Regions from separate parts of the Mus musculus genome. Here regions 2 and 3 are each linked to region 1. The links are chromatin loops, found by intact Hi-C in ENCODE. Cell type or tissue: heart. All regions are shown on one strand.

Region 1 (2,500 bases):
AGTTTGGAAGCCTTCCTGGGAAGGACAGACACACAATTTGCACTGGCCTCTAGCTTCTGAGCCTCTAGACAATAGCACAGCCAAGGGGGGGCCCAGAATTCCACAGCCCACTGTTGGAGGGGAAAAGACAGAGGCCTCTCCTCCCTACAGAGTGAGGCCCTCCTCTTATGGAATGCTTGTGTGGGGCAATGCGCAGTTTGTTTGTAAAGTAGCCCTGTGGGGCCTGGATGGAGGGCTTTGCAGTGAGAGAGCAGGGGACCTGTTAGGTGAGTCCTCACCTTGTCCCCTCCCCTCAGTGTCCTGAAAATTGAGAATGAGAATCAGGCCTCGGCAAGGTGAATGTCCCCCTGATGAAACAGCCCACCAGGACCCCTCAGGGACCCATAACTCATTCCATTCCTGGGTGGTGGCAAAGTTGGTAGTGACCTGGGGACAGAGAGGCTCTCATGCTTTACAAGGCACCAGGAATGACAGACAGCAGGGGTGCAGTGGCAGGCACTCCAGGAGCATTTGTGGGGAAAACAAACAAACAAACAAACAAACAAACAAAAACCCACAAAAAACAAAACAAAAAAACAAACAAAAAACCGTGCCTGCTTCACATCAGCAATCAGAGCCTGCTTCCCTACTCAAGAGCAAACATGTACTGCCCAGATTGTCGGGACTCCAGTCTCCAAGCCCCAGTCTCCCCAACCCCACCCGTGCACATGCCAATGGTAGCAAGTACCAAGCCAATGACTGACTGATGGAGTGACCAAGCAGGCTGACCAAGCGCCTGTACAGTGTCTGCAACAGTGAGTGGCTTCAGGAGCCCCTACCCTAAGCTAAGGCAAACCCACCGTCCCCAAGACATTGTCTGGGGCTCTGCAGCACAACCCACGAAAGGGCCCAGAACCTGAAGCCAATCTGAAACACAAGCAAAAAAAAAAAAAAAAAAAAAAAAAAGTAGTCGGAACCAGCAAGCACTCTTCCAGACAGAAGATCTTAAGCGCCAATCCTGACGGCCACAGGCAAGCCCACAACTATTGTCCGGAACTGCAGCCAAGATTCGGAACGACACAATTCCTCTTCGGAGGAAGAGTGCAGGGAATTTAAAAATAAAAATAAATATAAAACCCCTCTCCCCCTCCTCCTCTCCTTGGGGGGAAGGGCTCGTTGCCATTCCCAGCTGCAGAACTGCTCAGGCCCCACGCGGAGACCAGGAGGCGGCTGACGATGATTGGGCCTCGCAGCCGGCGGCTCAGCCAATCTGCTGTCTGGGAAGTGGGACCATTCATGAAAGCACTGCGAGGCGCGGGGTGCGGGCAGCGCTGGGTTGTGGTGGATTCCTGTGGTTCCGCACTTTGCCACCTGGCCTTTGGCCCTGGCCTGGTGCAGGGCGAGTCCCTCGCAGGAAAGACCCCAGTCAGAGGCTGCAGAACATGCAGGACCTTTTGAAAGTTTGCCCGGGCAGGGCCGGGCCGCAGAGCCGGCTACTTCAGGGGTTGTGACCATGAAGTCATTTTTCTCCAGATTGGAGTCATGTGTTTTCAGTTCCCTAGTAGCCATTGAGTTCCCTCTGAGTCTGGGGCCCGCCCTAGCTGCCAGTAGGAGCATAAAGCTGGGGCCCCAACCGATTCCATCTTGGATTACTGGTGCTCAGGTTTACAGAGACCTCAGGAAAAATGTTTGGGAGGGAGTGGGCTGCTGCGGGCATGGCTTGACCTGATGCTTTTTAAATGAGTTAGCTAATTAGTAAATAAAACAAAACAAGGTCACAATCAGCCGAGGCTTACCTCAAATTCACAATGTAGCTGAGGATAATCTTTAATTTCTGATCCTTCTGCCTCTACCTCCTCAATGTTGGGATTACAGATTGCAAGTGTGCACCACCATTGCCTGATTTATGTATTGCTGAGTTGGAACCTAGGACTTCATACATGCTCAGTAAGCGTGCTATCAACTGAGCTATGTCTCCAGGTCCCAAGGCTGCTTCTGAGGTCTATGTACTGTCCTCCAGCCCCCAAGACTCTGGATCTGGAACTCAGACAATATCACTGCCAATGGGGTCCAGAATGCCACAGACCACTGTTGGAAGAGGAAAGACAGAGGCCTCTCCTCCTTGTAGGGCCATGTGCAGTTTGTTGTCTTGCAGAGCCTGACTGCACGCCCTTGCTGTAAGAGAGCGAGGGATAAGCCAGGTGACAACCGGTCCTCGGACAAGGTGAATGTCCCCCTGATGAAACAGTCCAGCAGGACCCATCAGGGACCCAGAACTCATTCCATTCCTGGGTGGTGGCAAAGTTGGTAGTGACCCAGGAGCAGAGAGGCTCCTGTTCCTTGCCAGGCAGCAGGTGCGACAAAGGCAGCGGGAACTATGGTCTCCAAAGCCCCATGTCCTTCTCAAGCATGGCCACCACACTGCTCAGTGGAGCCACTGAGCACGGGGACACACAGAATTTTCTCAATGGAAAGATTTCCTCATAGCAAGTATTTCGCCAGGGCCTCTTGGGTTGTGAAG
Region 2 (2,500 bases), 84 kb before region 1:
AGAGGCATGTTTATGTGCTCACCCACATCTGAAGTCACCTCAGGTGCCATCCAGAGCCCAAGCATAGCAGAGAGAGGCCTGAATGCAGGTGGGTTCCTGGGGCACACACCATAGGTCTGTTGCACCTCGGTAGGCTGCTCAGCGGGCCCAGGACTCACCCTGAAGATCAGAGAGGTGGTGTGGAGAGCTGTAGAGGGATTTCTTGTCCCTCCTCAGTCCCTGGGAGAACCCACACCCGGGCCCTGTACTTTACATCTTTGACTTATTTTGCAATGTAAGAACATTCGAGAGCAACAGTCAAATCTGTGTGGGTAACAGGCATAACACTGAGGACCAGCAAGAAACAACCCCAAGGGGCCAAGAATGCAGGCAGGTCTGAGGTGTGAGGTGTGAGGTGTGAGCAAGGCTTTGAGAGAGCGGTACAGAGTGGAGTCAGTGCTGCTCTGATGGCGCAGCCAGTTGCCCTCTAGGTTTAGCCGCTATCTTGTAAGGTGACTTAAACCTCTCTTGGCCTCACTTTCCTTCTTGAGGTAAGAGTAGACAGAATTAATTCTGTCACTATAGGTGCATGTTCAGACCAAGTTGTTTCCACCATTATAACCATCATCATCATAACTACCACTATCAGCATCTCCATCATCTCTGTCATTATCACCATATTGTCATCAGCATTACCATTATCACTACCATCACCACAATCATCACCATCACCACCATCATTATCTTCACCATCACTAGCAACACCATCACCACCATCATTATCTTCACCATCACTAGCAACAGCATCACCAATATCACTATCACCACTATCACCATAACCATCACCATAACCATCACCATTACGATCGTCACTATCATCAGCATCCTAACCACCATCACCATCATCAGCATAGCAGTCACCTCTATCACTATAACCACACTCTCCACCACCATCATCACCACCACCCCCACTCCTCAACTGGTTAATAGTTAGTCTAGCACACACTTTGAGTATAGAAGACAGAAGAGAGAATTGTTAAGTGACAAATTCAGATTTCTATGTCCTTCCCTCCCAGTAGGACTCATTTGGGCTGTTGGGGGTCACAGAGGCAGACATCAGCACAAAGACATGAAGTTGGCTAATCAAAGTGTGCTTGAGTCTCAGGAGACATGCCGGACTCTGGGATTGTGCAGTAGACGCAGGTGGGATGAGGCACCATCCCACAGAGAGAAGAGCTATGGGAGGCAAGCCTGCCGAGTTCTCAGACCAGCATCTCCCTCTGGCTAGGTGACCTCTTCTCTCTCAGCCTCTGCTCCCATCTCTAAAATGGGGACACACTGAGACATCAGGCTCTGCCCTTAACAAGCCTCTTGGGCCTTCCCTGAGCAACCAGTAGGTGGAGCTGATGGGCAAGTAGGAAGGAAAGGGGGGTCCTGTAGTAGGAAGAATTCTGGGAGCAGTCTAGTAGGGTCTGGGAGGCCTAACAATACTTCCTGAGGACACAGGAGCCACATTACCTCTCTGGGTAAGGGTACCAAAGCAGCCATCCACAGGCATTCCCAGTGTTCCCTGTAAGGAGTCACACCCTTCCTGTGGCAGCCAGACACTGGGTAGGTTCTGGATGTCCATCTCTCTACCTCCATTTTGGATTGGTCCCTGAGCCTCATTATCCTCCCTTCCCACTGTTTCTGCCCAGATGACCAGCTCATGGGAAACTCATCTCCTATCCTAAAAACCCAGCAACAGAGGACATTTCTGGAGGGGGGAAGTGAGACATTGTCTCTGCCATATCCAGGGTTCCCAGCCCTGGGGGCAAAGCCAGGCCCTAATGAGGCCCGTGAGGCCTATAGTCCCTGCAGAGCATTGGCTGGTTCAGGGCTACAGTGCCACCTCTGGTTGCAGACAGTGTCAGCCGCAGAGCTCTTGATGGGCTCTTGCACATGCTTTCTGCTCTCCTTTCTTCCCTGGGGTTTCCTTGGGATCTGACCTTTGTCTGTTGATCTGGCCACCACAATGTTCTGAGCAGCTGGGGGTGTAGGGCTGCCTGAGCCCTGCCCTGTTCCCTCTTTTAGCAACAGGCAGAGCACATTAAAAGTATTTGCCAAGCCCTCGTTGGATTGGGGATGCCCGGGATAAGATTGGAATGGGGATGGCAGATTGCTGATTGAGGCCACAGTGGGACTCATGGAGATTTCTGTCTCCATGGCTGTCCAGAAGGTGAACAAGAGGCTGGGGTGGAGGACCCCCTCATCATCCCGCCGCTTTGCCTGCAGCTTCTATGCCACCCAGCTCCCATATTGCCGTGCACACCCATATGAGACCTGAGGGCCGCAGCTCTTCACCATCTGTGATGGGAACAGTTGTAGCCCCGCAGGCTGTATGGGCAGCCCTAAAGTAGGTTCCCTCACTGGCTAAGGTTGTTTTAAAGCCAGAAGGTGCAGTGTGAGTGAATGACTGACTGACTGACTGAGTGAGTGAATGGATGAATGGCCCCTCACCTCTAGGGTTCTAAGGTCACTG
Region 3 (2,500 bases), 210 kb before region 1:
TGGGGATAGAATCTGCAGAAGTCTCTAGAGATCTTGAGGTGGAGTCACAGTGGGTAAAGGGTCAGCCTCACAGAATGACTGGTGTCTGTGTGAGGGGAGACAGAAGAGCCCTGTGGTGATGGAGGTGGACATCGAGTGATACAGGTATGTCTTGAGGGAGGCCTGGGAATCAGGAAGCTAGAGCTAAGGAAGGCTCCTCCCTGGGCCCTTTGGAGGGGTGGGGCCCAGATGTCAGCAAACTTGGATGCCTGGCTTTGCAAACTGTGAAGGGAGACAGTCTGGTCTGTGTACCCCAGTCGGTGGTGACCTGTCATAGAGGCTTGAGGCAGCTCAGTCCTCTGTGGGTGCTTCTTACCAGCACTCATGCTGATGATGGACCCTAGGCCACCAGACTCCTGAGGTGGGACTGGAAGTCAGTAGGGACAGAGTGGCTTAAGAGACAGTTTCTGTTTCTATGTAGTGATCTAGGGAAGCAGGTTCTGTCCATGTTGGCTTGTCACTTTGTTCTGAAGTGATAGCATTGGAAGATATTTGAGCTGGGCTAGGGCTACCAGTGGGACAGAGTGCTGTCCTCTGGTGAAAACACACTGTCCTGAGCTGGAGGGGTCCACAAGCAGGCACATGCTGGCTGGTACTCACCGCTGCCTGCTTAGATGGGGATTGTTCTAGACATTGTGGGTTGATCAGCCCCTCTGGGATCTGTGGACCTTAGATAGATGATAGATAGATAGATAGGTAGATAGGTAGGTAGGTAGGTAGGTAGATAGATAGATAGATAGATAGATAGATAGATAGATAGATAGATAGATAGATGATAGATAGATCAACCTACTTAATGGTGATTCTTAGGAGATAATATCTGGGGATTTCTCCAGGCCAGGGCACTATTCTGGGCCCCTCTCCCACTGCTTCTGTTTCCTTGTGTATAATTTAGGATTGACCTCACTGAACCCTGGACCTGTAGGCACTCTGGAGAGCACAGCTCCTAAGAAAGGCTTTGGATGGTATGTAGCATCACTGAAAAATGGCTGACAGAAGCCTGGTGTGACAGGGCAGCAAGGAAGGGGCTGCATTTCTCACGGGCTCTCTACTTGGCACACAGTTTGGGGGCTCCTTGACAGCACCCCCTTCACCTCTGCATCTATACAAAGGTGCTCCGTCCTGTGTTCACCTGTCTCAATGAGCATTTTAAGCAGTGTCCCTCCCCCAGGTGAGGTGTGCACTGGGACAGCTGGCACCTGTATGCAGACCCAGATGCCATTGATGTCTGAGGCCCCAGTAGAGCCTGCTGTGGGCTGGTGTCACTGGCACCTTGTAAACCCATAGGGCACCCAGAATTGGCTTGGGTAACGGGATGTGTGCCCTTCATAGGGTCCAGCTGGTAGTATGAACTGGCACCCAGAGGTGTTTTGCATACAGGTGAGGGCCTGGGGCAGGCGCAGATTATCCAGGAGATAGGAGTCCCAGACTAGGGTACCTGAAATCCCTGATCTGTCCAGCAGAGGACAGCAGAGCTCCAGCGGCAGTGGGTGGATCCTGTCCCAGTCCGCTCACCTCCCCACTCTAAGGCTAGACTGGTGGTTACCTAAATGATCTTTCCTTCCTATTTTCATAAAGGCTTCCTTCGCGGCTGGGCAGCTTTCCTTGACTGCAAGGCCCACGTGTATTGTCCTCTCTACTGTCCCCCCTTGCCCATCTGAATGTATGTGTAGATCTTCTGGCCTAAGGGACCCCAGAAGACTGTAGGGCAGGAGTGTGTCTCCAGGACTGTCTCCTCTCCCGGCCTGGCTTGTCCCTTGGTGTTCCTCTTGTCTGATGTGGTGTGTATTTAGGGGTCCCCTATCATGGGCTTTCTCTGGCTAGAATGTGAACCTCACCAGGATAGAGATGTAGTTTACTTTTGGCCAAGTCCCAGGTGCTCAGGGAGGAACTGGTATATAGAAAGATGCCCAGGAGGTATCTGATGGGCAGACTGATAGGTGGAGAAATGTGTGGGTGTCCACTTCTGGGTCAACCACATGGTTTCCACTGTGAGCTGCCGAAGGGGTCCAGTTTGGGATGCAAATCTGGCCATGTTCTGACATATCCTCTGTCCTCTATGGACATTGGAAAGTGTAGAAGGCACTGAACCCTGAATGGGGAAATGGTTGACCTTGGGCTGGGCCAGTGTTGGAACAGACTCTGGGGTGACAGTGACCACCATGGGGACTCTGACATGTGCAGTTTAATGTGCACACATGATTATCCTTATTTCCGTTTGACAGGAAGGAACTGGAGCTCAGACCTTAATAGATACCTTCCCCACATTAACATCCCCCGCCCTTTTCTGTGTGTATCAAAGCTGATGCCTCAAGAAAACAGAAACACTGGCCATGTGCGTGGACAGAGAAACCGCGATGGTGTCACTGATGTGGTAGGCAGCTCAGACTTGGCAGGGACGGGGTGGGCGAGGGGGAGGTGTGAAGTCACTGCCTCCCTAGGGCTCAGAGTTCATGGCCCA

Evidence for each region. A loop is a pair of places that touch in the nucleus more often than their neighbours do. Peaks named below come from ENCODE experiments on the same cell type or tissue, not always from the same donor. Only the 100,000 strongest peaks of a DNase experiment are listed, where the experiment ranks them.
Region 2: a loop joins it to region 1, with 4 times the contacts of the local background. A loop is called at or near these places in 9 of 42 quality-filtered maps.
Region 3: it touches region 1 in a loop (2.4-fold over the local background); 5 of 42 quality-filtered maps call a loop at or near these places.

Annotation. Positions count from the first base shown.
Region 1 is chr7:145,029,776-145,032,275 of GRCm38, reverse strand. No RefSeq gene overlaps it. Among named protein-coding and RNA genes, the nearest start is that of Gm46023, 38 kb to the left of the region's middle. In heart, a CTCF peak has its summit at 1,266; a DNase peak (open chromatin) is centred at 1,235; H3K4me3 peaks cover 937 bases; H3K27ac peaks cover 2,445 bases; H3K27me3 peaks cover 314 bases.
Region 2 is chr7:145,113,734-145,116,233 of GRCm38, reverse strand. No RefSeq gene overlaps it. Among named protein-coding and RNA genes, the nearest start is that of Gm46023, 46 kb to the right of the region's middle. In heart, a CTCF peak has its summit at 1,359 (motif pointing right); DNase peaks (open chromatin) are centred at 1,363 and 1,913; H3K27ac peaks cover 744 bases.
Region 3 is chr7:145,242,294-145,244,793 of GRCm38, reverse strand. It overlaps a transcript of Tpcn2 not described here. Among named protein-coding and RNA genes, the nearest start is that of Smim38, 35 kb to the right of the region's middle. In heart, no CTCF peak of the experiment used is centred here; a DNase peak (open chromatin) is centred at 1,463.